2 separate regions of the Homo sapiens genome follow, and region 2 is linked to region 1. Evidence: chromatin loops called from intact Hi-C (ENCODE). Cell type or tissue: mammary epithelial cell. All regions are shown on one strand. Links, peaks and the distances in the headings refer to the core of each region. The heading gives the core; the rest is flanking DNA. Region 1 overlaps ZNF407 (zinc finger protein 407). Region 2 overlaps TSHZ1 (teashirt zinc finger homeobox 1).

Evidence for each region. Hi-C counts contacts between places; a loop is a spot of excess contacts. Peaks named below come from ENCODE experiments on the same cell type or tissue, not always from the same donor. Only the 100,000 strongest peaks of a DNase experiment are listed, where the experiment ranks them.
Region 2: a loop joins it to region 1, with 12 times the contacts of the local background. A loop is called at or near these places in 10 of 110 quality-filtered maps.

The regions. Positions count from the first base shown.
Region 1 is chr18:74,644,332-74,661,142 of GRCh38, forward strand. The region is part of intron 3 of ZNF407 (zinc finger protein 407); the gene reads left to right. Among named protein-coding and RNA genes, the nearest start is that of ZNF407, 55 kb to the left of the region's middle. RefSeq lists an enhancer at 1,188-2,046. In mammary epithelial cell, for the core only: a CTCF peak has its summit at 8,245 (motif pointing right); no DNase peak of the experiment used is centred there.
Region 2 is chr18:75,240,267-75,257,077 of GRCh38, forward strand. The region is part of intron 1 of TSHZ1 (teashirt zinc finger homeobox 1); the gene reads left to right. Among named protein-coding and RNA genes, the nearest start is that of TSHZ1, 38 kb to the left of the region's middle. In mammary epithelial cell, for the core only: no CTCF peak of the experiment used is centred there; a DNase peak (open chromatin) is centred at 7,575; H3K4me3 peaks cover 2,066 bases; H3K27ac peaks cover 2,341 bases.

The DNA.
Region 1 (16,811 bases), core at 7,276-9,775:
CTTAGTGAGAGAGAAAGTAAGAAATAATAGAAACTATACCTATTTTTTATAGTTAATGCTTTTATTTAATAATTTTGTGTTTAGAAAATAGGCCAAATGCATATTTTTATTACATCCATGATCTTTACCTTTATTTCTTTCAGTAGTCAAAAACGTAAAAATCTCGATGACTTACAAAAGTTATTTTAGGCACCATGTCTTGTTAAATTCTTTTAAGTTTATTTTATTCTCTATGTACATATAAGGTAGTATACCTGGTACTCTAAATAGTATTTATGCAGTGCATTGTGGTCTAATAAATAGCCTTGATTAACTTTTATCTCACTTGTTGATTTCCATAGCTTTGTGGATTGCTTACCTTATCCTTCTTATCCCCATTTTACTGATGGGAAACTTAATATTCAAAATGTTTTCAGTGATGTACTTAAATTATTTGACTAGTAATGGTAGACCACTCTTTCTTCCTTTTAACTATTTCTTTTCTATATTTCTCCACTTTTTGTAATATCTGTTTTTGTTCCTGACTTTAGTTTGTACTTTTTTTTTCTCTCTAGGTTGTTTTCACTGCATGTAGGAAATGTAACTTATCTACTTTCTCCTACCATCCACTTTTATTTTCTGCTTTTGCCCACATTTACATTTTTTTAAAAAATTGCTTACACATTGCTTTACTTTCATATTCTGATATTGTCTCTCTCTGTCTCTCCCCAATACTTTCCCTATTTTATATTTCCCACTTATTAAGTGTTGTTTTAAATAGTTTTATTTTTTCCCACTCATTCATGTGTTGATTATTGCATTTACTTGTGGGTTACAAACTGAACATATTTGTATAATAGCAGGAGGTAAGGGTCTAAAAGTATAAAGATTATATCATCCCATTAAGGTGAGAGGGATATAATTGATAAACTAGGGTTATTGTTTTTGTTCTGCAGTGTTAGTTTTTTTTAAAGAGTTGTAGAAAACTAATAATTGGCCTGTGATTTCAGTAAACCTAAGAAATGATAACCAAGTTTGATATGCCATTATTGAGAAGCGCAGACCCTGGTGTGCATGATTTAGGAGTTGCATTGTTTACTGATTGATTTACCTAAGTCTCGTCTTGATTCTTGTGTATGGAGTTAAATAGTTGAAATGAATTTACCTAATCAGGAGAGAATAAGGGCATTTTCTAAATCTGTGACATCTGGGTTCATGAAAAGATTCCAGACATTTTAAAATTGTGTATTAATGTGCTTATGAACTGTTTATTCCTAGTTGGTTTAAGAAATCTTAAATAGAAAGTTACTAATGCAGTAAAACTCTTTGTGTGTGTGTGTGTGTGTGTGTGTGTGTGTGTGTGTGGCATTACCTAGTTTTTGTGCATTAGAAGGGATCTCTATGTAGATGATTATAATGTCACTTTCTGACCTTTGCAGCTTGAATAATTGTAAATCATTGCTTCATAACGTGTCAGAGAATGTCTGTACTAGGCAATTAAATGGCAGAATATAATAGACCAAATTATTGCCTGTCATGTTTTCAACAACACAGTTAGTATTTGAGTTACACTTAATCATTACGTGCATTAGCAACTTCATTGGAATCCAGCTTCAGGCTGAGCATGAAATACATTACATTATTTAAACCTCTAATGGTACAAGTCATTTATTTGTGTTGAAGTGTACAACATGCAGAGTTTCATAAAGCAAGGAACACTTGAGAGCTTAATTTATCCAAATCAAAGTCTAAATGCAGATAAACACAAGTGGCAAAAATTAGTAATTTTTATAGGCTGGAAATATTTAAAAATACATGGTTGTGGGTAATTGTAGGCAGCAGGAATAAATTAAAATCACTATTTTTAGTCTGCTGTGAGAACTAAAGCTGTGTATACCTAAATCATTAAAAGCACCATGGAATTGCATTTTTAGCTGAACAATTAGTTACACCCATCATATCTACAGATATATCCAAATAAAATAAGTATTTGGTTTAGCTGGTTGTTTTGGTTAAAGAGATATAGATAGGAAATGTTTATTCTATAATGTGGCATGAATTATGCTTATAACAGTATAAAGTGCAACATCTCTCAGTTTTGTAAAAAATATTTAGATTAACATTAAAATGCTCTCCCATTGTAAATGATACGTTATATATTTTATCCATATAATATTTTAATATTTTTTGTTGAATATTTTTGTCTTTAGCTTGAAATTTTAAAAATGCTATGTGATGATTGCTGTCTCTCTACCTCAGTTAGGAACAAAAAATTAACATTATTTGTGTATTCCTCTGATGTTAGAATCCTTGAGATACCTTTTATGTACTGAATGAACATTTACGATTTTTAAAACTGTACAAATGACTTTATTATGGGAAAGCCTAGGAGTGATCTTGGTTATACTATTCACATATAAAACTTGTTTTCTCAGATATCATCCTCGTGTATTTTCCAGTGAACTGTTTGGTGAAGCCGGGAGAGTGCTGGGGTGTTAGGACAGCAGAGTGGAAACTGAGGCAGCCCCCAGCTCCTCCTCACAGGGGAAGGACAGCTCTTGTCTCCATTATATCCTGGTTTATTTTTCTGTGGTAGTGGTTTTTAAAATTTTTGCCACAGAAGGGTGGGGTCGTAGATGTATTCCATGGCCAGTAAGTATGATCAACCTATAACAAAATAGAAATAAACTAAATATTATCATTTCTTGGTGTAGTAGTTGAAAACATTGGCTTCTGTGTCTAAAGTCTTTTCCAGTGAAACAATCATGTTCTAGTGACTTAACTCGTTGCTTCTTCTTCTTCTTTTTTTTTTAAAGTGGCTTCCTTGTGATTTTAAAATGCAATTGTGATGGCTGGATGTGGTGGCTCATGCCTGTAATCCCAGCACTTTGGGAGGCTGAGGTGGGAGAATCGCTTGAGCCCAGGAATTTGAGATCAGCCTGAGCAACATAGGGAGACCCTGTCTTTACAAAAAATAAAAATAATTAGCTGTGTGTGGTGGTGCATTTCTGTAGTTCCAGCTGTTTGAGGGGCTGCAGAGGGAAGCTCTTCCGAGCCCAGGAGTTTGAGGCTACAGTGAGCTATGATGGTGCCACTGCCCTCCAGCCTGGGCAACAGAGCGGGACCCCGTCTCTAAAAAAAAAATCTTCTTGTAGAGTCTCAGGATTCTGTAACCTTCCTGATCCCCACAGTAGAATATTAGGTGGGTAGCCATTCTCCTGATTTCCTTTGCCTGTTCCGTATTTTTTTTTCTTGTTAACCTTCCTCTCCCTGTTCTGTTTCTTACAGTCCTTTACTTTGTGGGTACTTTTGCTGTTTCTTTTCACAAGAGCTGGATGAGAAGGAGGTATGAGAAATGCAGATAGAAGGGAGGCATAACTGCTGATTTATTATTTGTTTATGATTTCTCATTTGGCAGATCCTCGTGTTTTCTTTTTTGTGTGTGGGCATGGTGACAAGGTGGTGCCCGGGCTGTCTGTGTTGCGGAAGCCACTCTAGGAGAAGGAGCAAGGCTGAGTGAGAACACAAGGCTGGGAGGACGAGCTCTGCTGAGGAGCAGAAGGAAAATCTTTTCTCACAGGAGGGTTATCTTTGAGTTGGGTCTTAAAGGATGAGGGGCCATTCACAAGGCACATTTGGACGTTTTTAACAGAGCGAACATGAGGGGAAGTACAGAGATTTGGAAGAGCACTGCAGGCAATTTCTGAAGTGTATGTGACTAACTGGGGGAAGTGAGGATTAAACAAACACCTGTTGGATGTCAGTATATGCCAGCACTGTGTTAGTCTTTAGGGTTAAAAAGGTCAAAACGACACCTGCCTCAGATGGAGAAAGCTTAGGTCAAGAAATACCAAGTCTCCCTAGCTGCTTCAGAAAACACTTCCTTGGGCTGGTAACATTTGATATGCAGCAAGTGGAAGTTAGGCAGATTAGCAGGGGCAGCCCATTCCAGGCGGGGGTTGCAGCAGGATCAACCATGGCGTGCGGGATGTGCACGAACTACAGGGCAGTCAAGACTTCTGGAGGCTGGATTGTGAAGCCAGGTGGACAGTTCCAGGGACAATTGGGTGAGGTGGGCAGGGGTCAGGTCACAGAGCTGGGCCATGCTGAGGTGTTGAATGCTGGCCTTTCCCTCTGCTTTCCATCAACTCGTTTTTTCGCTTGTCTTTCTTCCCAGTTTTCTGGACTGTGTGTAGGCAGTGAAGAGAGAAGTGGAAAGCCTGGTGGGAAGTGAGTTACCGCTTCAGAATCAAGGGGCATGGGAATTGGTCAGGGAGAATTATTTTAAGAGAATTTCACTATTTATAATTTTAATTAAAGGTGCTATTGATTTTGGACAATTGTAATGAAAACAGGTTGATAACTGATCCATATAACTTAATGCAGCATAGTTCCAAATAATAATTAAGAGGACATATGCAGTTACGTAGCCGTGCTACCTATGTCCACATGTAACTAATACCATGGTACCAGATGCTGTAATTGTTTCCATACTTGATCCTCTGGATGGGCAATTTCAGTTGGGACAGGAAACCATTAATTTTTAAAAAGTATGTACTGTGTAGTAATCTACTTACTTTCCTACATCTTAGTCCTGGGGTACTTGTCTTGTTTCTAATCGCTTCCGTGGTCTGTGTTTCTGGAGTGTTCTCCCTCCGCACCCTTGATCCCCTGTCACTTTTCTTCTGAGACCCTGTCTCCTCTTTCCCCTGCCTTAGCATTAGTATACCAAAGTCTGTTGTCTAAGTAGCAAAGTACTGAGAAATAGCAGTTTCAAGCACTGTAGAATATGCTACTATCTAGATATACAAATTTTTAGAAAGTTATTTTTGGTTTGCTATTTCCACTCAATTTTAAAAAGTCCTATTTACTGCTGAGGTACTATAAGAATATATTGAGCTGGGCTCAAGGGATGGTTGTTTTTGAAGGACCAATAAAGTGTTAATTTGCATCATAATTACGCTGTCACCATTACATGTGTTAATGGGGTACTGGAAAATTCTTATAAAATCTGGCTAAATGTAAGATGGTCTCTAGTCTATTTTAGAAGTGCTGCTGTAAGTGAAATAGGTGAAAGTGGTCTTATGTCAACACATCTGGTAATTATCATTATAATATTAGAAAATAAGTATGATTTTTTACATTGTGGCTAGGGACATTGATAGTCAAATGCTTCACAACATAAATTTGTGCTAGTCTGAAAAATTGGAATGTGTTTAAATATTAAAGACATTTTAGTATTCACCACTAAAATTTATTTTAAAAATAGGGTTTTAGAACTTACACTGTTGCCTGGTCCAATCCATCTAGTGGACAGGTAAAGAAATTTGGGTCAAGAGCTTAAGTGACTTTTCACAAATGGAGACAAGAACCCAGGACTTGTGACTCTCGGGTCAGGGCTGTTTCTATTTTATCCCACTGGCATTCTAATTAGCTTTAATGTAGCTCTTAAACTTTTCAGTCTCACTATTTTTAGCTACCATTCTTTTTAACAAGGGAAATAATGGACACAGGTTTAAGCAGCAAAGTTAATTAATTGATCAACATTCGTCCATTCATTTTCAAACATTTTCTGAGTGCCAAACGTGGGAACTCTAGTTTCAGTAACCAACAGTGGTGAATCTATTATAATTCCTTTTGAGTTTAGATGGTCACTTCTATCAAAGGATAGAATTAACTATTAAGTGATGAAGATACACAAGCAATTTGGGTATTCATTGTGAGGCAACTGTTTTCTCTTTTCCTTAAGATGATAGAACATGGGCAATGTGAATTATATCTAAAATCAGCTGGATTGTCAAAAATAGCATTTCACTTTATTTTGTATTAGGAACAAATAATCGAAAATGTCTTTGTCATAGTCTGTTTGACTAGTGCCCATTGGCAGAATAATTTTATTTCCCCTGCCACCCCTCCCTGCTGTCTCTTAGTTCTTAGCTGAAAAGTTCCTTTTCAGCTAGTATCTGATGGACTATATGGTCTCTGTGCATGGTATCGTTTACAATTGTTGGTGCTTACTTAGTCTGCATCATGTAGCACTCCTGCCTAGTCACTTTAAGGGATGCAAAGACTGACAATTTCTTTGTTTTGAATTGCTGCAGTACTTCAAAAGAAGCCCCATTGAGATTTAGAGACTTGTAAACATTGAGAGAAACGGAGCACCTTTCTGCATCCACAGACAAGTTAGGTTGATGACTGCTGTGTTGGTGTAGTTCAGCAGACATCCTGTTAGTCACTCTTTCTAGGTAGTTTGGTTGACAGGGGTCTGCACTTGGTCATACACTTTAGGGTGGGCTCATGTATGAAACAGGCAAACTCACAGACTTTGCAGGTTCTCTTTGTGAGAGAGACAGAGAACACTTACATAGGGCCTAGGTGGCATTTTTGAAGTATTCATGGAAGGGGTGGGCCACGGGAATATTGTTTGTTACCCCAAAGAACACATTATCTTAAGGTGTAGAAAAAAATTTACTGGCTTTATAGTAATGTCATAACAGTTTCACTGTAATTAAATATTTTTGCACTAATGATTATACTGTGATAGAGAGCATAATAAATTATTGAGAACTACATTTCCATTTCTGTAGTGGAGGGGGCAAGAAATTGCTATATATGTGTGTGTGTGTCTATCTATCTATCTATCTATATATAAATATAATATTTCCCCCCTTAGCTTGGTGGGACTGTAGCTCAAGGGTAAAGATAGAAATTTTGGTGTTTATGTTACAAAATTATTCTTAAACAACCCATTTAAGTCTTTCTGGGTTGTTTTAGTCTTGATGTGTTAGAGAGTGATAATTTTATGCAAGTTATGATTAAAACCCTGTTACTGTCATCCTTAAAGAGCACATTAAAAATACCCTGTTTGGAAAATGACAGTTTTAAAAATAGACAAAATTATATGTTAGTTATGAAGAGCGATGGAATTTATTGAGCCGAAATGTTTTGAAGGAGATTTAAGAATCTTGCACTTTGGGAAGAAGTTAATGACTGATTAACAACAGCAATTAAAAGATGAGGAAAAGGTATATAATTAAAATTGCAGTACTTGCTTTGTCAAGTACGAGTGTCATCTATTGTGTACTTGTTAAAAGCTGAAGAAAAAGAAACCAGCATTTAATTTCAGCCCGGTTTTGAAGAAGAGGCCGATAATTTGCCTGTAGATGCCTGCGTGAAGGTTGTAACTCATGTTTAAGCGAGACTGTGTCATTAGAAGTTCACAGCCATGTATTTTCTGTTGACAGTCATCGACAGAGAATATTTGGCAGTCAGAAGTAATTTAACTTAATTAATGGGATGCATATTTGATGGAGGAATAAAATATTCAGGCTCAGCAAAGTGGAAAAAAGGAAAGATTTAGTGGGAGTAAAAGGTTGAAGAATGTAATTTGTGCATTCATTCTGCTGCTCAGAATTATGAATTGTCTTGCAGAGATATAAAGCCGAGGTGATCCTTAGATGGAAATGTGCTGTCCCTCAACAAAGAGAGCAATCAAGATGACAGTTCATGATTTAATTGATGCCAGAGTGAACTTGCTCTAACAAATAGGGACATCACATTATTTTGAAAACTCTGCTGGAGTAGTTAGTCGTTGGATTGTTAAATATTCATTGTAACTTCAATGTTATAGCATTGCTGTGTCTATACTGAGTACAGACCAGTGAAATCTGTCACAGAGCCCTTAATCTCTCCTGTCAGATTTTAATTGACTTCCTGTAGGTAAAGATGACTTCATGGAAAGTTTGCTCAAGAATTTGATATCATCAAGTAGAGCAGCTTTTCCATTCAAGTACAGTATAGTCCCCCTTTTTTCTACCCTTTTAAAGAGGCTTTTGAAAATATTATTCAGAGCTATAATGTAGGAAATCACTTAAAATTACAGCAGAAAAATATCTAAAGATCAAAGTTAAGTACCTTTTTATAGCGTTGCCAAAATATTCAGCATATTTCTGTTTCCTATCATTATCTAAAACACATTTGATTGTTGGAAGACAGCAGTATGATTATATTTCTAGAAATAAAGGGTTTTAATACTTGCTAGGGTTTTTATTCATCGAGCAATTTCAAAATACATCGTAGCCTTTTCCTGTTTAAACTAAATATAAAATAAAAATATATATCATGGAAACGTTACTGTGGAACTTACGGTATTTTAATCTTTATTATTTGTTTTTGCTTATTACATGAATATTGCTTATATTTTCCCCCCATGCTGAGAACTTAAACTAAGGCAGTTAGATGTAAAAATCATGAAGGACCAGCAGAGGGCAATATTATGTTACTCTAACACTTCTACTGGGGTAAGTTTTGTGATTGAAACAATACAAAAGGTTTTCAGGGGTGGGTGCTATATTTTTCTCCATTAGTTTCATATTACAACTTCCCGAGGTGCTTCCTCCCTTGGTCTGAAAAATCAAAACAAAGAACTATTGGCAAAACTTTCCTAAGTCAGAACCAATGCACATAACACAGTTTAGTTTCTCCTTCGGTAAATTACATTTTCTCAGTTTCAGTCACCTCTCACATATAGGGTATGTTAGGTGTTTATAGCTGATCATTAGTGAGTTTGGAATAAATTTAAGCTTGCATTTCAAATCAGTCATATAAGCTATGACTGGACATGTTCCATAAAAACAAGGGAGGTTATTAGCAAAGCTTGCTAGATGTGGATTGGTTGAAAAACGGAAAATTCTAGAGATTTGAAATTTATTAAACAATTTATATTTGACTCCACACCCTATGTTCTGTATTTAGATTTTGTAGAATTCACTGAACATGGTTTGTGTGATGTGACATTTTGTTGAACCAAATTAAGCCTATCAAGATAGCCATAGATGTCTGTGGTAAGGAAATTGATGTCATTGCAGTTCTCTTGGATATATGGTTTTCCAATCAAAATATCTAGTTGCTATGAAGTTTTCTGTTTGGCTATTGTAGATTATGCTGTTTTAGTTGCAGGGATTTCAAGTTGAATCTCTTTAAAAGTTTATTTAAGCGTCATATTCTCAGTTGTCTATATTTTGAGTAACAAAAGAATATTGTGTCCATTAAACCTGCCATTTGCCAACTGAAGTTAGTAATAGTAACTTAGGTTTAAACACCTAGAAAATGATGGGCCTTTTTATGTCTATGGTTTATAAAATTATAATTTTGTAATCTCAGTATATTATTAATATATATTTGCAGAACTATTGTGAAATATTACTAACCATAAAAGTTGAATCTATTTTTGACTCAGATCTTTAGTATAGGGACAATGGGTTTTTAGCAATTAAATGCTAAATATATTTAACATGTATCGATATGCTTATATTTATTGAATCTTCATATATTGATTCATAGTGATTAGTTTCAATTTCAGTAATGTCTTTTACAAAATAGCGATACTACAAACTAACATGTTGGAAAAAAGCTCATGCTTATACATTATTTAAAGCATCAGTAGATTATCAAAAACTAACGTAATTATGCACACTTAGTGTTTCCTTATGATAACTTATTGAAATGATGTATGCTATTTGAAATAAAATGATGATTTTAGCTATTTTTTAGAAAAAAATGAATTGACATTGTTGGCTTATGTGTTATCATGAACATGCTAATATATTATTCATTGGACTCCTTTTTTTGAGTGAAATTTATGTCCATCGATATAATTTTAATGAGTGCTCAATTACAGACTTTTAAGTATCAATACTTCAAAATATTTAGTTTTACATTAGCAATAACAGACATGAAATCGTTGCATTGACAATCGTAGGTCTTGATAATTCAAGGAATAATTCTGCTGCTGATCATTTCTACTAAAAAAGAGAAATTGGTAGTAGGCATACTATTAGAAATTTGTTATTGAAGGACCATTTGAGGAAGTATAAAATACAGGATAATATTTTAATTTCTTGACATCAAGAATGACCTTATTATTTACCAGTAGGTATAGTTAGTCCTATTAGTCTCCCTCTAATCTGATTAAGGCAGTAAACATGGCAGCACCTCTGGCATTTAAGTAGAATTATTATTTTTAATGGTTTTTCTGACAGAAAAATAAAGGCAATGTTTTGGCCAGACTTTAAACAAATTTCTTTGATTTCATTTCTATGAAAATTCTTTCAGTGCCAAACTGAAAAATATAGTGCAAACACTGTGGTTATACCTCTAGTTTATAATTTGGTAACTAAAGGAACTCACTTGCCAGCTAATTTAACTTAAAACTTTTAGTAATTTTTGAATTTGTGTAGCTACATGATTTAAGAATGTGAGACTTTGGAAAAGTAGGATAAGAGACCAAGAAATTTTCTTAATGATAGAAAACTATAAGTAGAAAATTTATATTAAAAATAACATGTTAAACTACTACATAATATATCTTTACAAATTTGAGATCATGAGGCTGATATAACAAATTAAATTTATCTTATATGTAAGATTGTTCATTTTTCTGGTCTGCTATATTAAGCACAAAGAATACTGGTTTCTTAGAAACATATTAAACATTTGCTTTAACTGTTCATTTCCAGTAGATGGCTATAGTTCACTACCAAATTGAAGTTGTAATAGATTTTTTACAGTAACTAAAAAAGAAGATGAAGGTTGAATTACTATAAATGAGTTGCCCTGTACATTTTTCTTATTTCACGTGCTTAGTCATCTAATGTTATTTTTTAAAGAACGTATTTTAAAAATGACTAAAAAGTGGTATTTTACTTTTTCCTCTTTGATCAATGTCTGATAATGCCATTATTTATTTTAGTTTGTTCCAAATAATTTACTCTTAAAATTTCTATATTATGTGACAAATATTTTTAATTATTAAACTGTGTAGAAAATGCATTATTATAAGAATCCTTAATATATTCTGTAAGTTACTGCATCTCTAAATTCAGTCATTTTATTTTAGCCTTTAAGTTGAAACACTGTGAGTCATTAACACTTGTGTTGGCTAAGTTTCATGGCTTCTACTAAGCATTATTTCAAATGCAACACACAAATATACATATATATTAGTATATATGTCCTTCACTAATCTGGATCCACACCTATTTTAGAACATAATTTAATCAAGTTAAAATAATATGGATACAAATTTATTATTTGAAAAAATATACATTACCTTATGGAGTACTTAAAATCTGCCTTGCAACTGGACTGGTATCTATCCACTAGATTATAGAAATCACTTGCACGCATAGCATGGATGATAAGTACCAGTATTGACTCTTATCCCTTATTCATAAATATAACTGTATGATGTCTGAGTAAATGATTCTGAATTTATTGTGTATGTGTGGGTTTTGCATGCAACAAAAAATTGGAAAGGGGCTAAACATTTTCCCCTCTCCTCAGACTACTATGTAATTTGTCTATCTACTTTCAGTGAATATTTGTTTTTCTTTATTTGAGGTGTGTGGGTGTGAGTGCACACACATGCATCTGTTCATGCTCACGTGTATAAAACTGATGTGATTTTTATGTCCTGCAGATATTGGTACAATCAGTCGGTTCAAGGTTTAGCTTGTTTTATTTTACAAATGAAAACGTCGGTTTTGTGTGATACGATGAGACTGCAATATTAGATCCTTTTAAAATCAACTGCCAATTTATATGGCTGGCTACAACTGCTTATTCTATTATTAATAAGCATTTTTGCTCAACTATATAAATTATAAAAATAATGCTAAGATTCTAGGAGAATTTTATATTTATAATTTGTATAAAAATTTTATAATTTCTTGAAGACAAATGAATTACTTTTGTATTTTTTATTGCTGCTTCTGTATACATTTATCATTATAATAGAGGCAGATTAGGAAATGGGCCACAATTGTAACTAATTAAAAGAAATTTTACTCACACATTTGTTAAAGGATAGTTGAAATATTCAGATGCATCTTTGTGAATCAAAGGACTTACAATTCAAAACTTTAGTTAGGTTACTTTACATAAAAATAACTGATTTATTTTTCTAAGACACTAACATATTAATGTGAGGGATTTTTTGGTGTGCAGTTCATTTTTTGGGGGTATATGTTAGCGTTCACATACATACATACGTACATACATACATTTATACACATTAAAAGAAAATCCTTTTTTTGTTGAAGACCTTAAAGGACAAAGGATTTTTGACCCCACCCTGAGACTGTGCAATGTAAGTTTACAAAAGGATCAAGGAGCACAGATTTTAATAATGCAAACAATATTAGTCCTGTCCCCTCTGGCGTCACGAACCTGGACATACTGATTGTATACTTTGATTCTTAAACCATGGAGATGTATGAGATGCCCTAGGGAGCACCTGGCCAGGCTAAGAACATTTCAGTGATTACAAGGATAGTGCCTAGAGGGCAATTAAGGGACAGGGCAGGAGATCTACAGTAATGAGTCCCTGTAGCACCTGATGAACCACAGAAAGGGAAGCAGAGAATTAGGATCAAATGTAGCTGAGTGAGGAAGATTGTTGAGTAATGTATAGATTATTTACCAAGAATAGGATTTTTATACTTTGATATTTATGTAATCAGGCAGATTAAAAAATCCCATCACTTAATGTATTTGACATATCCCTTTAGGTGAATTTAATAATTTAAGTTTTATGAATAAATGCCATTGTTGTTATCCTGTATTGCTTATTACTGTGCTTAATACTGTGTTGTATTGCTTATTACTGTGATATACTTCCTTTGAATGAACATTTTATTTTTCTCCCTATTGAGTTTGTAGGTGTGTTTTTATTTTACTAATATAAAGTAATTCCAGCCAAGTGTTGAACTAGTTTTTTTTTTTTTTTTTAATTTAAGTGTCTGTGTAGTCTTCCTGTTTGCTTACGTATTATTTTTCCATAGTTGTTTGTATCTACAGTGGAAGGCACAGTTTTCTTGATTTAGTTCAAGCCCGTGGAAACTAAAATTGAGGGTAATTTCTTGAAATATTTTTTGTATAATTATGAAAAAATGATAGTAGAAGGAAAATTTTGTATAGTATGTATAATTTACACAGGAGTCTTAAATAGATTTAAAATCAGGTGATTTCACTGCTGAATTTTCTGACTCATCTTTCTTAAAAACAGATTAATGGCATAATACACATATTTGTGTCATTTTCTGTTTGTCCAGAAAATGCATTATTGTGTAGGGAAAAAAAGAGAGAGTGAAAAGGGAAACTGCTTTGAGCGTGAGATTTGATGTGATAAACCTGGTTACTTAACCATTCGTCTCCTGTAGCCCTGCTGTTGTGTACAGGTATTAATGGATGGGCTCTCCTACCTCATTGATCTTTGCGATGGTGTATGCTCAACTATACAGATGAGAGCTGAGAGAGAACTAACTGGCTGTAAAGTGTTCACCTCCACGTTGGTTCCTGGCTTTCTTTCCTCGGCATTGTCTGAATCACTTCTTATACCCCACTGCAGCAGCAGTGTTTACGCTGTACTTGTTCCATGTTCCATCAAATACTGTCGTCCACCCTGGGAGGTCTGCAGTGCTGCTGCTTGCGTGACCACGAGGGGGAGTCAGGGAGTGTCCCTGGAATTCCTCCCCATCCTCTCCTTCCTCCCTGTCTTCTCAGCCTCTTGCTCTCTACTTCTCCTTTTCCTTTCTTCTTCTTCTTCTTCTTCTTCTTCTTCTTCTCCCTCCTTTCTTTTTTCTCTTTCCATTTCCTCCTCTTTCCTTTCCCTCCTTTCCCCCTTTCTTCCTCTCCCTTCCTTTCCCTTCTCTTCTTCATGTGGAACTGAAAATATTATTGCTATCTTACATCCTTCTCCAATTGAACATCACTACAATAGAAGCAGCAGTTGTCTTTATTTATTTATTTATTTATTTTTTGAGACGGAGCCTCGCTCTGTAGCCCAGGCTGGAGTGCAGTGGCATGATCTCAGCTCACTGCAACCTCCGCCTCCCGGGTTCCGGTTCAAGCAATTCTCCTGCCTCAGCCTCCCGAGCAGCTGGGATTACAGGAATGCGCCACCATGCCCAGCTAATTTTTGTATTTTTAGTAGAGACAGGGTTTCACCATGTTGGCCAGGCTGGTCTTGAACTCCTGACCTCGTGATCTGCCCACCTCGGCCTCCCAAAGTGTGGGATTACAGGTGTGTGCCACCGCGCCTGGCCTTCGTCTTTATTTTTTAAAGTTGTTCAGTAGATGTCATATATTTTCCTAACTACTATTTACATAGATATAGGATGGCAAATTTTACAGGTTTAATGGGTAAAGAACTCTTAGAGGGAGTGTGACTACCTAGATGAATACTGGGTTGGGTTTAAAATAAAGAAAAACTGTGATGTGTAAAATGCTCAATATGATTACTAGAAATGATGTATCTAAAAATAACCATAAAATAATTCTTTACAAACTGTTTCAACCTACTTTTGTTTTAATTAGAATAACTCTAAGATTGGGGATATTCCTGAATTGTTTCTTCCTAATTAAAATATATTTAGGAGTGTCTGACTTGGGTTGATGTTACGTGATTTTTTGCTTGGAGTGTTCTCATAAAACCAAGTAGACATTTATTCAACTATGATAGTCACTAACTTTGGCTTAAATATCCGTAAATATATATTTTAGCTTTCTCTAAACTATTAATGTAAATCTCTGAAGGAATTTAAAACATTATATATCTATCTATATATATATTCTTCAGATTGTGTAATTAAAATCTATTGTATACACATGGTGTGTTTTCACTTTTTTTATATTCCATCTAGGGACATGTGAGTGGACATTGGTATTCTCCCCCAGATTTACATTCTCTGGGTATTTAAAGCTCATGGATTTTTTGAAATAGATGAACTACATAGATAACTTAATACTGGTGTGTTTTGGGCTTGCTTTCTGATTTCATAATACGTAAATATATCATTGTGGTTTAGATTTTTATTTTTCAAAGATTGGATTTTGATGATTTCATTTTTATCTTTGAAAATTCTTTTGTGTTTGATGAGATAAATCCATTTCATTTTAATTAAAAATGCTTAACCTATGTAGAGCTGGTTGAACACCATGTAGGATGCTAGTGATTACAGAATCTATGCATATAAAATATATCTATTTATGAAATTGAAAACAATTATGAGGTAAAAAAGATACATTTATGTTTAATTTTGAAATTGACCTTTGACTTCAGTTTTACTTAGCTAAAATTCGTGGCTAAATTTGTATATATCTGAATATTCTAAGAAGTTTGTTTATATAATTGAATGGTAGAATCATCTTAAAATTACCCTGACAATGGTTACTGGAGCTATGGTCTGTGATTGTGCTTGAGAAACAAATAGATAAAACATTTGTGACTCTTTTAATGATTATATTTCTTGATAGCTTTCATAAGAAAGCACATAATTTGTGACAACTTCAGTAAAAAGACACAGCAGCAAAACTTTTTGAGTTAGCGGCAAAGTAAATGGGGCAGGTTTTGCATTTTGAACAGAAATGTTATGAGCTGTGATTGAATTTGTCGTGAAAGTGTGTCAGTATTAATAAAAGTATTTAGGTACAAGTTTTCTGGGCTTTGTAGCCTTTTTAAGGTTAAGGATTGGTTAACGTGAAAAGTCACTTCTGTGCATTTGGTAGTATACAGAAAATGACAAATATATTTCTATGCATTTTGGATTATTATGCCATTTCTTATTTCAAACCCTTTTTGTCAGGACACCGGGCAAAACAATGATGCTTTGAGGACGTAATTAAAGATATTGTTCAAAGAACAACTTTCTGCATATTTGAATTATTACTGTCATCAAAATCATACAAATATGGAAATATGATTGCCAGAAGCACATAAATCAATGATCAGCATGGCCTCAAAATCCAATAAATATGTAGAGTTAAATACTTTAAAATGCAAATTGCATCTGATGATTTGCATATGGTAGAGTTTAAAGGAAATTTGTTGCTTAACAACCTCTAAGGTAGCAGTTAGGGCTGTGGGTAAACATAGATTTTTTTTATTCATCATTGGTCAAGTTGCAAGATTTGATAAATGATGGGAGACTGCTTTTCTTGGTTAAAATGACTGCAATCTTTACTGAATCCTAAAACTGCCTTGAAGTCATCTGAATAATTAAGAGTTAATTATTCTTCATCCATCTAGATCAGAAAAGGACAGATTTAGGGAAGGAATTTATAATTTTTGCCTCACGTCCTGTCATGTCGTAATGTGATAAACTAAACTGACTCCAAGTAATATCTAGTGACCTTATAGTAATTATGCCTCACAAAACATTTTTGTTGCAGTTTTTTAATTGCTTACATCGATTCTAGAAACTACACGTTAGCAGACTTAGAAGTTTAATTGTCTCCAAAGAAAGCAATATAAAATTCATATTCCTTTCCTATGTTTTAAGTTCATCATTGTGGATACACAAAAGCACAGCATATAAGTTTGCATGTGTTCTTTTAGAAATAGCAAGCAATGACTCCTAAAATGTTATTAGGGGAGATTATAGACACACTGGGAAAAATTATTTTAAGAAGTTATTTTGAAAGGGCAATGAATCTTTCTTTACCTATTTTAATTTGAAATATTAAAATAATAAAGCTGTTTCAAGAACTTCATTTTTAAAAATTAATCTGGTGGAGCTGATAATTCTTGCAGATTTACCAATAATGCACATTATTTTAGGAGACTGAAAAAAGGCAACTGAAAGTTAAGAAACAAGCTGTCTCACCACCTCATGCTATTATCTATTAAAAGCGGATGTCATAGAATTCACCTGAAAATCCAGTATCTACGTAGTGAATTTTTTACAAAACGATTTTCTTTGAGATAAGAGTGTTTTGTGAATGTTTACTGATCACAAGAAGAATTGTAATAAAGAAATCAATATGCATGATCC
Region 2 (16,811 bases), core at 6,412-8,911, 600 kb after region 1:
TCTGCCTGAAAGTGATATTTCTTAAAAATTTTAAGGATAGTGAATCTTACAGATTTTAAGGATAGTGAATCAGCTTTTAAAGAAAAAAAGGCATTGCTCCTTTTTTTTTTTTTGACCTTTGGTCAAGCTTGAAATTTTAGTGAGTTATATAGATAATTGTGAAGTGTAGAATTTCTGGCTAGGGGCCTGTGAGTACCCAAAGAGGGTTGGGTTGCTTGTGTGCCGCGTCCTGCAGTGGGTCCTGCCCCCAGGTGCACCGCGAGCCTTTCCTTGCTGTGAACAGTGAGATTTTATGATCTCAGTCCATGGGTTTCTCTCAGCTGGAGCACACTGTTTCTCTCCACGTAGCAGCAGCACAAGTTCCTGTTTTGACATTGTGTCAGCTGGTCCTCCTCCCCAGCGGGGGCGCCCGTGAGCTCCTCTGATGCTTCTGGTTGGTCCCCCACTTAGTTATGTGCCTGTGACTGCGTGGACACTCCCTGCACGAGGGTTTCCTCTTCTCCTGTACCATAAGGTACTTCAACAAAAGGATCCCATTGCACAATGTTGCAACCATTACAAGACACAAACCTACTCAATTTTGATCTTAAGAATCAGTAATTTTTAACAGGTTTAAAAACCTGCTATTTAGTTAAATGCATTCAGAACAGTGGCTCATTTGGGGGTGTTTGTCATTTGTAAGTACGTGGTTTGGTGTAGGAAGATGGAATCCACCTGCTGGGCTCTAGGGGCTCCTGCTGGGGTACCTGCACCATGGGCAGAGCCCTCATTACATTTTCTGGCCATGGGACAGTCATTTGCCTGTTGGCTGCTCCACGACAATTTTGTTTTCTATCATCAGTCACAGGTATTTATTGAGCACGTGTTGTTTTGGATGCTGGGAACACAGTTTCAAACAAAACACGTTCCCATGGAAGTGGGTCGTGTCTCTAGTATGCACCCAAGGGCTCTGCAGCTTGTGGGATCCAGAGTCCGGAGTGGGCTGGGGGTCTGCTCCTGCAGTCCCGGCATGTTTCTGGGATTAGAAGAGCTATGCTATCTCTCCCCTGTAAAAGCGATTGGTAGCCTTGTTGTGAGCTTGCAGTTCAGATGGCACCATAGGACTGGCTAGCTGGGGCCTGGCTCTCCTGTGCCATCTGGGTGGCTACTTGCTGCATCGCTGATGGGGGCAGGTGAGTCTCCCCCTCCGCATAAGGAGTCACGGGCCGGGGGTTGGCGGGATGTGCGTCTGTGCCTGCAGGTGGGCAAGGAAGCCTGGGGAGAGAGTTGATGTCCGCGGATGGGAAGGGCCACGCTGGCCATTTCATTCTATACCTGGGCTACTAATGTTTATTCCATCTTGTTTATGGTTCTTTTAGCCAACTTCTTCCTTATTTAGTGACATTCATAACAAATCAATACAAATTAAAACCATAAACAAACCAATAGTTAAAACAACATACATTTATTCTCTCCCAGTGCTGGAGGCCAGAACCCTGAGATCAAGGTGTTGGCAAGGCCAGCCTCCCTCTGAAGGCTCCAGAGGAGAATCCTTCCTCCCCTCTTCCAGCTCCTGGTAGCTCCTGGCAGTCCTGGGTGTCCTTGGCTTGTGGTGCATCACACCAGTCTCTGCCTTCTCCGTGTGTCCTCTCCTCTGTTGTAAGGTCACCAGTCTTTGGACTTAGGACCCATCCTGATCTAGTATGACCTCACCCCAGCTTAACTAATTATATCTGCAAACACCCTATTTCCAAACAAAGTCACATTGTGAGGTTCTGGGAGGATATGAATTTTAGAGGACACTATTCAACCCATGAGAGATACCAAAGGACAAAATTACATTATGTCCTGTCATTTGTGCAGCAGCCTTTATTGAGGACTGGAGGTAGAGAAGTAACCCACTCTGAATCACAGATGTGCTCAGGATACTTTGTCAAGAAAACAGCCATTAATTTGGTTTGATAACCAATAGTTGTGGATAACCCATAGTTATCATTGATAATAAGCAACTCACAGAGTGTCCTCTTGACCATGTGGTGTTTTGACTTTGGCCATTGCTGGCCCCACAGTGACACACGAGCTGGCTGGTCCCAGCAGGGAGTCATCGCATCTACAGGCACTTACTCAGCAGCTGCAAGGAACCTATCACTTTACCAGGTGGGGAGGGTGGCACAAAAGAAAGGTCCCCAATTGCTTATCCTCAAGAAACTTGCACTGTTTTGATTCCATGGTACATGTTGAAGCAAACTGAGGTCAGTAAATAGGTGGACCATTTGTCATTCTGAATACATTTCCATGAAATTCGGCAGCTCATTAGCAAAATATTTCTTTTATTTGGTTTGGGCATATTGATTTGGATATCATCTTCAAACAAAATGGTAGCTGATGTCTGCTACATAGGGTCCAGCTTTTGTAGAATAAATATCAGCAGAGCTGTCGTTATTAGATTTGGTAATGACAGAGATGTGGGCAGTTCAGCAGTGAGCAGTGGTGACTTAAAGTGAGAGAGGGTTGGGTGAAGGGTACTAGCTGATTGTTGCTTGGATTTTATGGCCATAATGCATGGTGTTTCCATAGCTTATACTTATTCGTTTGAAGCAGATCTGTTCCTAATATCCGTGGGTCCTGAGTCTTGAAATTCTTTGCTTTCCAATTCTGTCTTCCTCCACCCCTAGAGGGGCCTCCTAGTGAACATGTGTTGCTCTATCCTGCATGTCACTCTGCTGTCCCTGAGGTGCACACACTGGGGGTGCTGTGGTCATGCAGGAGAACAGCCCGGGGGATGGGGCCGGTGAGGTCTGGAGGCAGATCAGAGAGGTCCTGGGTGCAGATACCTGGAGCACAGCCTAGGATGCAGCTGGGGCATGGCTGGCACCTTTCTGTGGGGTTCTGAGGCCAGTCAGGGACAAGAGGGGTACTGCAGGCTTACCCGGGCTGGCCCATTTTAACTCTTCGTGGACTTTTGTATCACCCCTGGGTAAGGTTGTCATTCACACCGTAAAGTGGTGTAGCTCCGATGGTTTCCAGTTCATTCTTCCAACAGCCATTGTTGAGTGTCTGTCGTATCTGAGGCATTCTACTGGACATTTTGAGAAATGCAATGATGAGCGGGACGGATCTTGCCCTCAGTGAGCTTGCAAGTCTTGTTGGGGAAAAAGACGCGTGTGTATACCTCTCTTAATGAAGTGGAAAGTGATAGATGTTACGGGGGCATTCCAGATAACTTGTTATGGGGAGTCAAAACCCAGAAAGATACTGCTTGTCTGGGTGGGCTGAGGGGTGGGGAAGATGAGGAGATCAGGGGCTTTGTGGAGCAGCAGCTTGTGTGTGGTTTGAAGGATGAATCAATGTGGGTTTGTCATTGTAAGCAGCAGTTGGAAAAGGGTCTCCTCCTTGTGGCGTTTGTTTGTGGATTCAGTAGGACTAGCTGAGGAATGTTCAGATTTAGGAGAATGACAGGCACCATGTATTTTCACCTGTAACATCAATCTTTTGACTTAGCAACCCTAAATTAGCCTGAGAGTCCAACATTTTTTTATGTACTATGTGTGCATAGTCCTCCTTTGAGTTGAACTTGGATAGTTTTGCCTTTCCTCAACATTATTAATAGGGTCTTGGTACAGACTTTTCAGTTATAACACAACATGTACGTCCTGAAGGAACAGGGCTTATGGAAAAAATAGAGCTGGGGCCAGGCCGCTCAAACTCCATGTAGCTTGGAAACAGTATAAAAAAATACATGATACATTTCTAATACATAAAGCAATATTATGGTAAGTATGGGGTTTTATATTAGGAAAAAGCTTGTTGGAAGGGGATGAGGTTGCTTGACTAGCTAGATCGGAGCAGGAAGGAGCAAGTGGAAAGCAGGTTGAAGACAGCGTGGTGGAGCTGCACTGTCGGGGGAATAGGCATCGTGCTCGGAGTTCCGGGTTCCCTTGCACCCCAGAAAATTCTGAGGCTGGTGACCTTTGCTGTCGGTGGCCCTTCCACCCACGGTTGTGCCCCTTTTAACTCTTCCTGGACTTTTATATCACAACCGGGTAAGGTTGTTATTCACACCGTAAAGTGGTGTAGCTCCGATGGTTTCCGGTTCATTCTTGCAACAACCATTTTTGAGTGTCTGTCCTCTCCAAGGCATTCTACTGAACATTTTGAGAAATGCAATAATTTCTTAAATGCAATGATTTCTCAGTGATGTGGCGCATTCCTGTGCTGGAAAAAGCATGTGTGAACCCATGGGCTGTCACCTAGACTGATATGACAGTGGCCCCTGTTGGCTGGTGGAGGAGGCGCTGGCCTGGTTACAGAGCCTGCCTTCTGGCAGGTAGACCAGGCCGGCTTTCTCCAGTGCGGTTGGGCCGGAACCCCGGGATGGTGAGCCTTTCTTTGTGGTCGTTGCTCTGCCAATCTTGAGTCCGTCCTTGCTTTTTGCTGGCATAAAGCGCTTTGGGTATGCTGTGTTCTGCAGGCTCAGTGCAGCGTTGAGCTTCAGTGCCCCGTGTTTCCTGGGGGATGAGGTTCCCGGTGAGTCTCCCTGTTATGACTTGAGACAGTGGATAATAGTTACAAAAGGAGGCCTTGGTTTAGTGAGAGCTGGTTCAGGTGGCTGAAAAACACGACCGTTTGACCGAATTCCTTTCAAAGATTTATAATCCAGCCCTAAATATGTGAACGTTTGTCTCTTCTCTCTCTCCTCTCTTTCTCTCCACCTTCCCCCATCTCTCTCTCTTGTCTGTCTCTCCCTCCCTCTTTCTGCCCACATGCACCATCTTTCTCTGTCAACACTGAAGGAGAGAACTCTTTTAAAAGTTAATGAACGAGTTGCAGTGGAACCCTATTAGATTTTCCTTCCATTAAATGCCTGCTACAGACTTCTAGTGGATGTTTTAACTAGGCATTGTTATCAAAAGGACTATTGCACAAATTAAAACCAGGCCCACAATCTATGAAGAGAAACCGGATTGACTTTTTGCCTTCAGGTAAAAAAGAAAAATGCATGGAGGAGTTGAACTCCACATTGGTATTTTTAGAAGTTGGATGCGGGAAATAGCCAGTGCCACCTGAAGCTGTGGAAACAAACAGGAGCTTGGACTTTGCAGGCATACCTCTTTTTAAAGTGAAGACATTTTCAGGAACCCCTGGATTTTTAAGGGTATGTCAGTGTTAATTTTTAACTATGTAATTGGTATTTTAAATATCTTTTTAGTTTGTACGATGCTGCTGTGCGTGTCCCATTTTTAAACCTGTGGAGCTCTCTTAAAAGGAAAAGGTCAGGCTTTCCAGGTGCCCGCTGCACCAGACGTGGGCTGTCTCCTTGCAATCACCGCAAGAATGGAGAATTTTTAAAACTGCCAGATTTTTAGTTTCTTGTTTTGTTCTGATTGATTTTATTTTAGCAAATTTACCCCTTTGTCCCTGTAAAATTTGCTTAGTCAAATGACAGATTTTGTGTTTCACATCCGGGAAGTCGTTGTCTTATCCAGGCAGGTCCTGGAGTGTTCTTCTATTTCTCCATCCACAGCTTTGTGATAAAGTCACTGTCAGTTTCTATCATAAATTATTCATAATCATGGTGCTTAACAAAAGATGCCAAGTTCTCAATGGATGCCCACTCTATGTACCATAACAGAAAAAAAGTTGTGTTTTCTTGTACTAAGTGTTGTTCTGATTAGTCTTAGTGTTAAATCTTGGTTAGCACTTGGCTTTGACTTCCACAAATACAATGCTCTGAATCAAATAAGTGCCAGGGGAGCGGGCTTCCCCTCTCCCCCAGCAAACACCACCTCACCGCCCTTCCAGGCACGTCACCAGCACCGAAGCGCCTTTACCTTATCAGCGTGGATTCAACCAAGACCTGCGCTTCACGTTTTGCTTCTTGAAAGCCAACATTTTGAAAAGAAAGTCAAACAGAGCATTTGTTAGTTGGGCATTTCCTACGAAAGACCAGCTCCAGTTCTTTGGAAGGAAATTGGCCAGATGCATGCACTGTTCAGGGCTTGTCTTAGTGCTAAAATGTAGCTAACGTGTGTGGCAAAGGTGAGGAAGTCCTGTGAGCTTCATAGTGGGAAGCGTCTCTTCTCATCTCAGGGCAGTGGGGATGACGATGGGGGCCTTGGTTCTCTGTTCAACCTCTGATGGGGTGTTTTTGGTTTCTGGTGTGTGTGTGTGTGTGTGTGTGTGTGTGTGTGTGTGTGTGTCAGAGAGAAAGAGAGAGGTAGGTCATATCCCTGTATCAGGTCCATCAAAACACACCCCAGTGCAGAACTCTTGATCCCTTGATTGCCTGCAAGCTCACAGCACACAGTGATAAGTGAAATCTCTGAGAGTAGATTTAATTTTATGAGCTGTATTATCCAAGAATACTAAGCCGTGGAGATCATGCTCAAGTCATGGGGTTTAAAGGGGTGATGGCTTCAGTTCTCTGTGTGGGGGAAGAAAGCCTGTGGCCTTTTTTTGTTTTTAGGCACAAAGCTAGTTTAATTGAAAGAATAATTTGATTTGCTGCTGCTACAGCAGAAGAGCTTGAGATGTGGCAAATTTTCTCTCCTTTCACCCAAACTCAAGAATTTAATGCTAGCAGGTGAACTTCTGAAGGCTGCTATCAAGTAGACAGAGACAATAACTGTCTTAAAAGCAGAATTTTGTCAATATTTTTTGCTGTGGGCCAAAGAACATTCACAATAATGGAGTACTAAAGCCCTGCTTGAAAATGCTGTAGAGGGAGCGGGAGTGGAGGATTTATTCCAAGTTTGAGCCTGCAGTGTTTTGGTGGTATATATGATTTCTGAATAATCTTTTTGCTCGAGCAAATGGAGGCACCCAGATATAATTTTCTGTTCAGGAAGAGCATTTGGTAGGCATTGCTACCCAGGGTTGCTGAACTGGAAGTGCCCTAGGCTGTAGTTTCTTTTCAGTTGCCGCATCGACCCACCACCGACCGTACACCTTCACCAAATGCCAGTGTTTTCTGACAGATAAAACAGGAGGTGGAATGGCCAGGAGCAGGCCATGCGGTCAGGGCTGAGGCGGTGGGCCTGCTGCTGGGAGAGGTACCCCAGAGGGCCACACTGCTCCTGCCAGGGGGGGCTGTGCCTCTTCTCTCAGTGAGTGGAGTCCCTTTGCCCTTGGTTTTAAATATGCCATTTCACCATGCTTTTGTAGAAAGTTGGTTAAACAGCAAATTGCACAACCCACAAAATGTAATGGCCTTTATGACTTAAAACAGATGCTAGATTCAGTTGCGTGAATTGCCTTGCCCCTTAAGTTATCTTACTTTGAAAAGAACGATTCCCTGAAATTTCACTTTGGAAAACACTGTTTCCCTCATTCTGCTTATGAGAACTGGTGCCTACATTTTTAATGCTATTGCAGTAAAGCGATTTTCTGATATAGATAGAGGTGAAGCCATTTTTGTAATTTTTCCAGTGTTCTCCGTATTTGGTATAATTAGAAGGGAGAGACGGAGGAGCAGTCACACACTCATATGTGAGCACACACACACTCACCCACAGCAGAGAAGCACAGCTTTGTCCTTCTTTTGAAGTGTGAAAAATATCAGTGACCTTATCATTAAATATACTTGTTGCTGTATTTATTTGAAATGTTCAGACCTTACTTTTTTTTTTTTTTTACTTCCTGTTCATTTTAGTGGGAAAGGGTGATAGCAAAAGATTTTATTTATTCAGAGCCACAGTGCAGGCAAAGTGAAAGTAAATCCTAGGCTTCCGGTGCATTCAGAAACCACAGTAAGAAAGCACTGTTTTCTCAAATATAAAGATAAGCGCACTAGCCAAATAATTTTTTTGAGGAGGTTGGAACAATAGAAGCCATCTAGAACTATTATTTGAGGCTATATATGAAAAATATATGTGAGCTTACAAAAATGTTTCTCATACTGGAAACTGTATCCATCAGGCAGACAAGACTTTCATCATGTTTATAGACAGTGATAGCAATGTAGCTCTGTCATAATATCAGTGGCCTCAGTAATTGTATTCTACTTCAAGTATAAGGTTCTGATTCTGGCGCAAGTTAATAATTCTGTTTTTACTGAAGACTTTTTCCCTTCAGAAATATCATATGATGAAGTTGCCTGTGGAAGGTGATCGAAGTGTATTCACCCTCAGGTTCATCTGGAAAGTCCTAGACTGTGGCCCACATGTTTCCTTCACGCTCACCTTCGTGTGTATTTCAGGCATTACCTTGTGATTGTTTAGATACTCTTATCATTATACATAATCCAAGGGTTATTTATCGTAAGATAGACTGAGTAATGCTGAACTCACAAATATGGGGCTGAAAATGTAAACACATTTTTGTAAATCCAATTGACAGTTAATTGGCCCACATTAATGGAGAGTTGAAGTGAAAGAAAATAGAAAACCACAAATTTCTAAAAGAAATTTTTCCCCTCATTTGGAATCCATTTTATACGTTTATTGGAAGCTAATGTTTCAGTTAACTATGACATATAGATATACGTTTACTTGCCTAATTATACTTGCTGTTAACAATACATCATGTGTTTGCCTGTGCGTCCAGCTTTGCGAGTGTGATGGTTTAATTACCCTCTGTGGTGTCTGCACGCTCTGCTAAGTCTTGTGTGGGGGAACGGTTAGAAATAGCCGCAGAGGCAAGGATTTAGAAGCTGGTGTGCCGTGAAGCCATAGGGTCACCCACCAGCAGCAGTACCAGGCGAGCCACCTCCGCGTGGGAGGAGGCCCAGGTGTCTGCTTCCTAACGCGGGGCCTGAGCCGGGCACCCTGGGGTGGAGAGGCTTGGATGGGAGCCCCAGATCTGGGCCACTGTGGTCCCTGGGCTACTGGGGGAAAGCCAGGTCCTTCACCGCCCTCCTGCCTACCCGGGGCTCTGGGCTCCAGGCCGTGGCTGCTCTCTGTCCCTTGTCCCTGCGGCCACCCAGGCCCCACCTGCTACCCGGGCAGGCTGCTCAGACACACATCCTTCCTAGTGGTCTTCCTGCAACTCCTCTGGTGGAGACCCCGGAGCCACACGGGTTGAGAGCCCTGGGTGCCTCGCCTGCCCCCACGGGGTCCTGGGGAGAGGATCATGCCCTGTGGCTCTGCATCGCTCTCACCCCTGTGGCGGGTGGGGGCAGCTGGCCTTCTCCCTGCCCTACCCCTGCAGTAGGTGGCGCAGGGTGCAGGCGGGTGGGTGGGGGGAACAGATGACTTCCTCCTCATCTAACTCCTGCAGTGGATGGGGGTGGCTTTGGTAGGGGGGAAGGGTAGGTAACTTCCTTCTCATCTCACCCCTGAAGTAGGTAGGGGCAGGTGACCTCCTCGCCATCTCACCCCTATAGTAGGTGGGGGATGCATGACCTCCTCCCTACCTCACCCCTGCAGTAGGTGTGTTGTGTGGGGGTGACTTCCTCCTCCTCAACTCACCCATGCAGTAGGTGGGGGACGTATGACCTCCTCCCTGCCTCACTCCTGCAGTAGGTAGGGGTGAGGGTATGACTTCCTCCTCCTCACCTCACCCCTGCAGTAGGTGGGGGGAGGTTACTTCCTCCTCCCTGCCTCACACCTGCAGTAGGTGGGGGTATGACTTCCTCCTCCTCACCTCACCCCTGTAGTAGGCGGGGCGGGGGTGACTTCCTCCTCCCTGCCTCACCCCTGCAGTTGGTGGGAGGTGCATGACCTCCCCATCTCACCCCTGCAGTAGGTGGGAGGGTTGACTTCCTCTTCCTCGTCTCACCCCTCCAGTTGGTGGGGGGCGCATGACCTCCTCATCTCACCCCTGCAGTAGGTGGAGGACGCATGACTTCCTGCCTTCCTCCTGCAGTAGGTGGGGGGTGGGGGTGACTTCCTCCTTCTTGCCTCATCCCTGCAGTTGGTGGGGGACGCATGACCTCCCCGTCTGACCCCTGCAGTAGGTGGGGGGTGACTTCCTCCTCCCCCTCTCACCCCTCCAGTAGGTGGGGGGGTGACCTCCCCATCTCACCCCTGCTGTAGGTGAGTGGGGTGACCTCCTGGCTGGCCCTGCCAGGCTCTTCCCTGTCCCCAGTCGCAAGGGTACTCTCCCAGCCTCCACGCTCCACGCCCACACCCTCGCCCCACTTGCCCAGCCCCGGCAGGAGCTTCTCCCCGCAGAGTCCCCAGTGTTTTCTAGAAGCTTTGCCTCCCCCTGTGGGCTCTCCCTTCCGTCCCGCTCTGTAGCTGGCAGGCGGCCTGTCCTCCCTGCAGCAAGGGGCCAGGGTGGGCGCAAGCCCTCCTGCCCTCCCCGCGTGGACGTGGACGGGGCGGTGCGGGCTGGCCCAGGGTCCGGGGTGCCTGCAGCGTGCTGGGCCAGCCAGGCGGTAGAGGGTCGGCTCAGCCAGTGCCCATGGCAGCACCTGCATGAGGTCCCCGCTTCCTGGAAACTGAGCCCGGGAACGGCCTTGGCCCGGGGAAAGCAGGGCTGAGTGCATCTCCCCTCTGAGAGCATGAGGTGCTAGCAGAGCTCGTGGGCCGGGCCTTTACCGTCCGGATGGGTCTGGGATGAAGGCCACAGGTCACCCAGAGCGGGACTGGGTCAACAGTGGCTTGATGTCCTGGCACAGACGAGGGTCCAGGATGGATTCGATTCCTTCGGTGCCTGTGGGAGGGCGGAGGCCTGGCCGCAGTTCTGCAGCCGACGAAGGGTGGTCTGAAGACCCCCGACACCTATTTCAGTGCCTGTGCCCTCAAGATGTACCAGCCCCGGGCGTGTTTGCGGGGACATGCCTCTTTGCAATGAGTGTAGTAGTTAACCCCATGCACAGGAGTTATTTAGACCACACTCTCCTATTTTTGTAGGATCTTTTAAAAAATTACTTTGCTTTTGTCAGTGTGTTCTTCTATTTCTTTTTACTGGTAAAGTCAATTACTGAAGAAAAATAATTTCGAACTAGAAATTATCTTTTTAGTTTGAAATAAAATTATGTGCAAGGAGCTTCTAAATTATCTAATATTTTTTCCTCTTTGCAAAAGTGTTAATATTATATGGAAAAATTGGAAAAACACAGAAAAATAAACAAACCAAAAAAAGCATTATTCAAGATCCTCCTACCCCAATGTAGCTTACTGTGAACATTCTTATCTGAATTCTTTCAGGGTCTTTTTCTTTCTTGTTTTTTTTTTGCTCTACAGATATTTTTCAAACAAAGATGGGAGGATGGTAGTATTTATTGGCTTGCTTTTTCACTCACTAAATGGTGAACAGCTTTTTACACAATTCTTTATACATTTTCATTATTCTTTCTTTAGGGTTTTTTTTTTTTTTTGACATTGCTTGGTCAAGCTTTGGCACCTACTGCAAACCTGTTTTCAAAATATATCCATCTATCTTTCCATTTCTAGTGCATGAAAACGATCATATTCCTGGGCCGTTGCCAGCATGGGTATTTTTTAATTTGACAATCTTTGCCAGTTTAGTAACTGTGAAGTAGTGTTGTTTCAGCTTGCATTTCTTGGATTACACGTGAGGGGGGAGCAATTTTTCCATATGTTTTATGAGACAAAGGTATTTTTTCCTTTTTGAATTATTTTCGGTCATGTTATTTGCTAATTTTTCTGTTGCTTTGTTCCATCATCTTACTCATTTGGAAAAGCTGGAATAAAGGTGTTAACTCATCGCTTTAGCATCTCTATACTTGCAGTCCCCACCTTCTGTTGTCTTTTAAGATTATGCAAGTGATACAGGCTTATTTTAGAAAAACTTGAACAAAGAAAAAAATTTAAAAATTAATGAAACTTATTTGAAATCCCATCATCCAGAAATTACCAAAATTGATATTTGGGTATATATTCTTCTGGATCACTTCCTATGCAGATCTATTAATGTCTGTCTGTCTATCTATATTTATCTCTGTCTCTGTATCTATTTATCTATCTTTGTCATTTTCAGTGCATGTATAGTATCCCATTTTGTTGTTATGCACAAATTACTGGAGAAATCAACCATTGTTGGAAGTGTGGTTTTCTCCCACTTTCATATTATAAACAGCTGTGTAATTAATATCTTTGTATGTATATCTTGGCCATAGTCTCATCATTTCCTTGATAAATTCCCACAAGTAAAATTACCAGGTCAAAGGTTTTGGATGTTTTAAATTATTTTGTTGCGTGTACTGCCAACTGGCCTTCTGGGAAGGTCGTGCACATTTTCAGTCCCACCAGTGACATGCATTTCTCTGGGTTATGGCATTTTTTGATATATTGAGTTGTTTTTATGTAGTTTAGTTGGTCCTTTCTTGCATAGTTTCTGCTTTTAAAGTGATGTTTAAAGGTGCCTTCCAATTCTCAAGATTATGTAAATATTCAGTTTTATTTTTATGAATTGATTGTTTTATGTTTAAGTATTTGATACATCTAAAATTAATTTTGGTATATGGTGTGGGAAGGGCATCTCACCTTATTATTTTTCTAAATGCCATTTATTTAAAAATCTGTTTTTCCTAATTGGAATTCTAAATGCTAACTTCATTGTACACCAAGAATATAGATATATGTATATATGTATATATTTGCGATTGTCTTTCAAATTCCATTTTGATTTCAATGAACAATCTGCCTCTGTTCCTGCCCTGTGTCCCCTTGTTTTAAGTACTATATCTATAAAATACAATTTAAATAATATAGCTTTCTACCCACCCCCTGTGCCCATTACTTTCCTTTTTTCAATGAATACTTTTTTCTGTTCTCCTAAAGAAACTTTAGAATCATTTTTGTCACACCTTGGGTAATTTGACTGAAATGGTATTTAATAAGTTAATTCTGGAATACTCAGCATCTTTATAGTGGTAAATTTTCCATTCTAAAAACAACTTTGGTATATTTTCAAGTTTATTCAAATCTTATTTGCTACTATTAAGTTTTGTGAGTTTTTTCAGAGGTAATCGCCTAGGTTATTTATTTATCTGTTTTTGTGATTTTCTCCTTTGTGAATGGACTTTTCTGTTATATTTTAACTGGTTGTGTATTGAGATGCTGTTGATTTTGGGAATCTTTCTGATTAGCTGTTTGTATTAGCAGATGCTGTTGTTTGCCTTTGTATGTGGTAGCTAGATTTCAGTACTAGATTTTAGTACTTTTTTATCATGACCTTCTCTTGTGGCTTTTCTATTTTGAGAAAATACTATAACTCTTCAACATTGCTGAATCAATGGGGAGTGTTTGGATTTTTAAAAAATCAAATATCAGTTGACAATGATGCCTTAACGCATCTTCTGCAAATAAATAATCAATGGTTAAAATCAGCCCAGGCTGCAGCAGCATGGGAACTCCCGCTCTTCAGCGGAGGTTTGGGAAGCAGAAATTTTACTTGGGTAGTGTAGAATCAGTGAGATACTGGGATTATTTACCCTGGAAAAGGAAACCATCTTCAGGTCTGTGAAGGCTGACTGTTTAAAAAGTGAAATCTTTTCAGAGTGAATTGGCAGGAAAAGGGGCTTAAACACAATGAAATAGTGAAAGCAACTATATGTGCAAGTAAAAATTGCCCACTGGATAGATGGCTTAGGCATGAGGGAAAGGACCTGATTTTTTAAAAGGTGTGTTAATAATGAAATCTTCCTAATTTTCTCACAGTCTTCAGTTTTAGGGAAGGCCTTTTGCAGATATTGTTCAGATGTGCTGCTTTATAAAATACCCACCAGTTTTTCAGATCAGTGTTATCTGGTAGTGGTGAGAGAATCTTTAAAAACATATAAAATCATATGGGTTTGTATTTGCCACTGCACAGGCCTAATTCCTGTTGCGTAATCTCCAGATCCTTTAGCCCCTGGCCTGGGCCTGGCGTAGCATTGACTGCAGTATTCCTGTGTTTGGGGTAGTTTTTCATGGTCGTCTTTAAGCTAATGTAAAATATTTTCCCCTTTTTCATGCTTCTGTTTGGTTTTAAAAATGAAAATTAAATCTTGGCTTGCTATTCGAGTACACTGTGATTTAGAAGTTAAAGCAAGGAATTGACAGTCATGTTTTTGCTCAGTTTTAATAAATGTGTCTCTTAGAGCCACCCATTTCTTCTCTGTTAAAAGGGAATACTACTGCTTTATGGGACTACAGGATGCTTTAATATGATAATACATAAATAAGGATTTGAGACATTAACAGAAAATATCTTTTTGAAACATAGTAAAACCTCGTCTATGCAGAAACCTATTAATTACCATCTTTATTTTTCTAGATCAGAACTAAGAATCAGAAGGGATAAAAAGACACTGAGCATGAAAAGTCCATGTACTGAATTCATTATTTACTCATAGACAATATCTCCAGGTTGTCAATCATTATTTAAATTTTATTGTTCTGTTACACACAGTTCTGATATTCACGAGTATCTTCTAGGCTACAGCAAATTAAAAGTAGTAAATTGGGAGTGGGAAAAGACACACAGATAACAGGGAGAAATGATAGCAGATGACCTAATAGTAAGCAAGAAGAGAAGGAAAAAAACTATAGCAAAATAATAAATAATATGAAAAGCACAGCACTGTGGGCCTTTTCTTAGAAATGGAATAGCTCTTTGCCCTTTCTGGTTATCACTGATCGCTCACAGGTTTTATTTCTAGTTGTTAGAGAACTTTAATTTTATTCAGCATGCTTTAAATAGTGTGGCAAAAGCATGTAGATTTTATGTAGATTTTTCCAGTGCTTAAACATTTTTATAAAATTCTGTTTAAAAGGGTAAACTCCCAATTATCCAGAAAACCCAGCCTCCAAAAATGACTCCCCAGAATAGTTGTGATTTTACTTCATGATATACTTTCAATAATTGATAGTATAAATTCTTTAAGTATTTTATGGACACATTTTTTGCATATAGTCTCTCGATGATGAAACACACCTTCTGTATCTGTTTTAATGTATGTATCCTTTGAATTGAATTTGCTGGAAAAAATTTGGTTCTGTTCCTCTGACATGTATATTTCCTTTCTTCCTCCTCTACCATCTGGGATGCTTTCTCTAATATCGCATTTGGAAGAGGATGACGCTCACTGTGTTGTTTCAGCATATGTGGGTCTGGTTGAATTCACGTCTGCCTGTTCACCTCTAGTTTTTCATTTTCACACCTCCATGGAGGTGGTATGCTGCTCTTCCATGCCTGGTAGAGCTGTAGGAAATGTTACTTAAATGTGTGAATGTGACCACCAGGGTACATTTATCTCAATAGGAAACAAATATGCTAAATACAGGTAACATGCTATTTATACTTACAGGTAATAACTTATATCTTCTAACCAATCATTTTCCCCCTAACATAGCTGGGGATATTTTACAAGCCAATTGTCGCATTAAAAACTGTAACTCTTTGATTTTATATGTGATACAATATCTAATAATACTCCCAGGAAAATGCCAGTTGTATTTTTTAGTACCTGTGTGATTTTCTTGATTGCTAAAATATACGTATGTAGATTGAACATAAATGAAAAAATTGAAGTCCGGGTTTGAAGATTTCTAGGAAATTACTTTTCATTGAACACAGCTGCCCAAATTGTTTGATTTCTGTTAAACACAATGGAATTGTTCCAGTGATGCTGCAGTTACAAAAACAAAAGATAACAAATAGACCACGTTTCTGCATGTGTATTTTACTTCTTGTACTCAGGAAGAGACTGAGCTAATGAAGAAATTAACATTTGTACTTATGTCCTAGAAGAATGTCATCAGAACTATTTATTGCTCACTAAAGAAATTAAATTACTTAATGAAGGTGAATTATTAACTTAATTTATTAGGAATTTAATTTCGGAGCTATTTTCATAGGGATATTGGCCAAGGCAAGAATGATAACACTTTAATGCATAAAGACACTCAAATGACTTTAAATAGGCAACTAAAACTATTTCAGTGGAAACAGATATTTCTGTGCTTTAAATAACAATTTTTCAAAGAAGATCTATTATCAATGTAACTATGCAATCATAAGGAGTATGACTTCTTTAAGATGAATTAATTTTCAACGGTAGTATTGCTTATCATTGACAGGCATTGTATCATTACTTTATAAATTAGGTTCCATTTCTAAAATAATTGCAAAGCAGTTTTTGGTAGCAGGGGAGCTGTTCATTGTTAATTTTCAGTCATTGAAGCCCAGAAATCAGACAGATCAAAGTGTTCTAGGTCTGGTCATAGCAGATCAGCTGGGTCACAGAGGTTTCTGAACCACATGACCCATGGTAGAGGGGTGTGTATAGTTATTCTGAAGCCTAAACTGAGTCTACTTCCCCTGGCCTAAATAAGATATGATATCATTGCCTTTACTGGATAGTTCCACCTTCTCCTATTAAAAATGCCACAAAATGGAGAGGGAAGAGATTTCTTAATATCTATGTGTTAGTGATCATAGTGAAAGCCAGAACTGGCAATTCCCTGGAATTTTCTATAAATATCTTCATATAAACATCATTATAGTGATTCATGAATTAGATGAAAGAAATGTGGGGAAAAATCTCATTTCTTCTTTAAATTGTTGTTTCTGTTTGAAATTTTTAGTGATTTTAGTAATTTTCATGAGTATATGCAATATGAAGTTTTTGGGTAATTCCTGAAGCAACATGTGTTATGTAGATACCAAAACATCTCGATGATGTGCATTTTACCTGTTCCACACCCGAATACAACCTCGGATAGTTAGGTAGCTGGAGGTTTGATGCTTGGAATTAAGATTATGTTTTAATCTTTAAGTTTTGGTATTTCAGATGAAGTATTTTTACTTATGATACACTTATGGGGAAATGCTGCTCTTTTTAAAATATTCAGATAACTTGATTGTATTGCCTGTTTATCAAAAAAGAGTGGTGATGTGCATTTGTTGCTTCAAAGATGTATGTGAAACACCCTACTCTA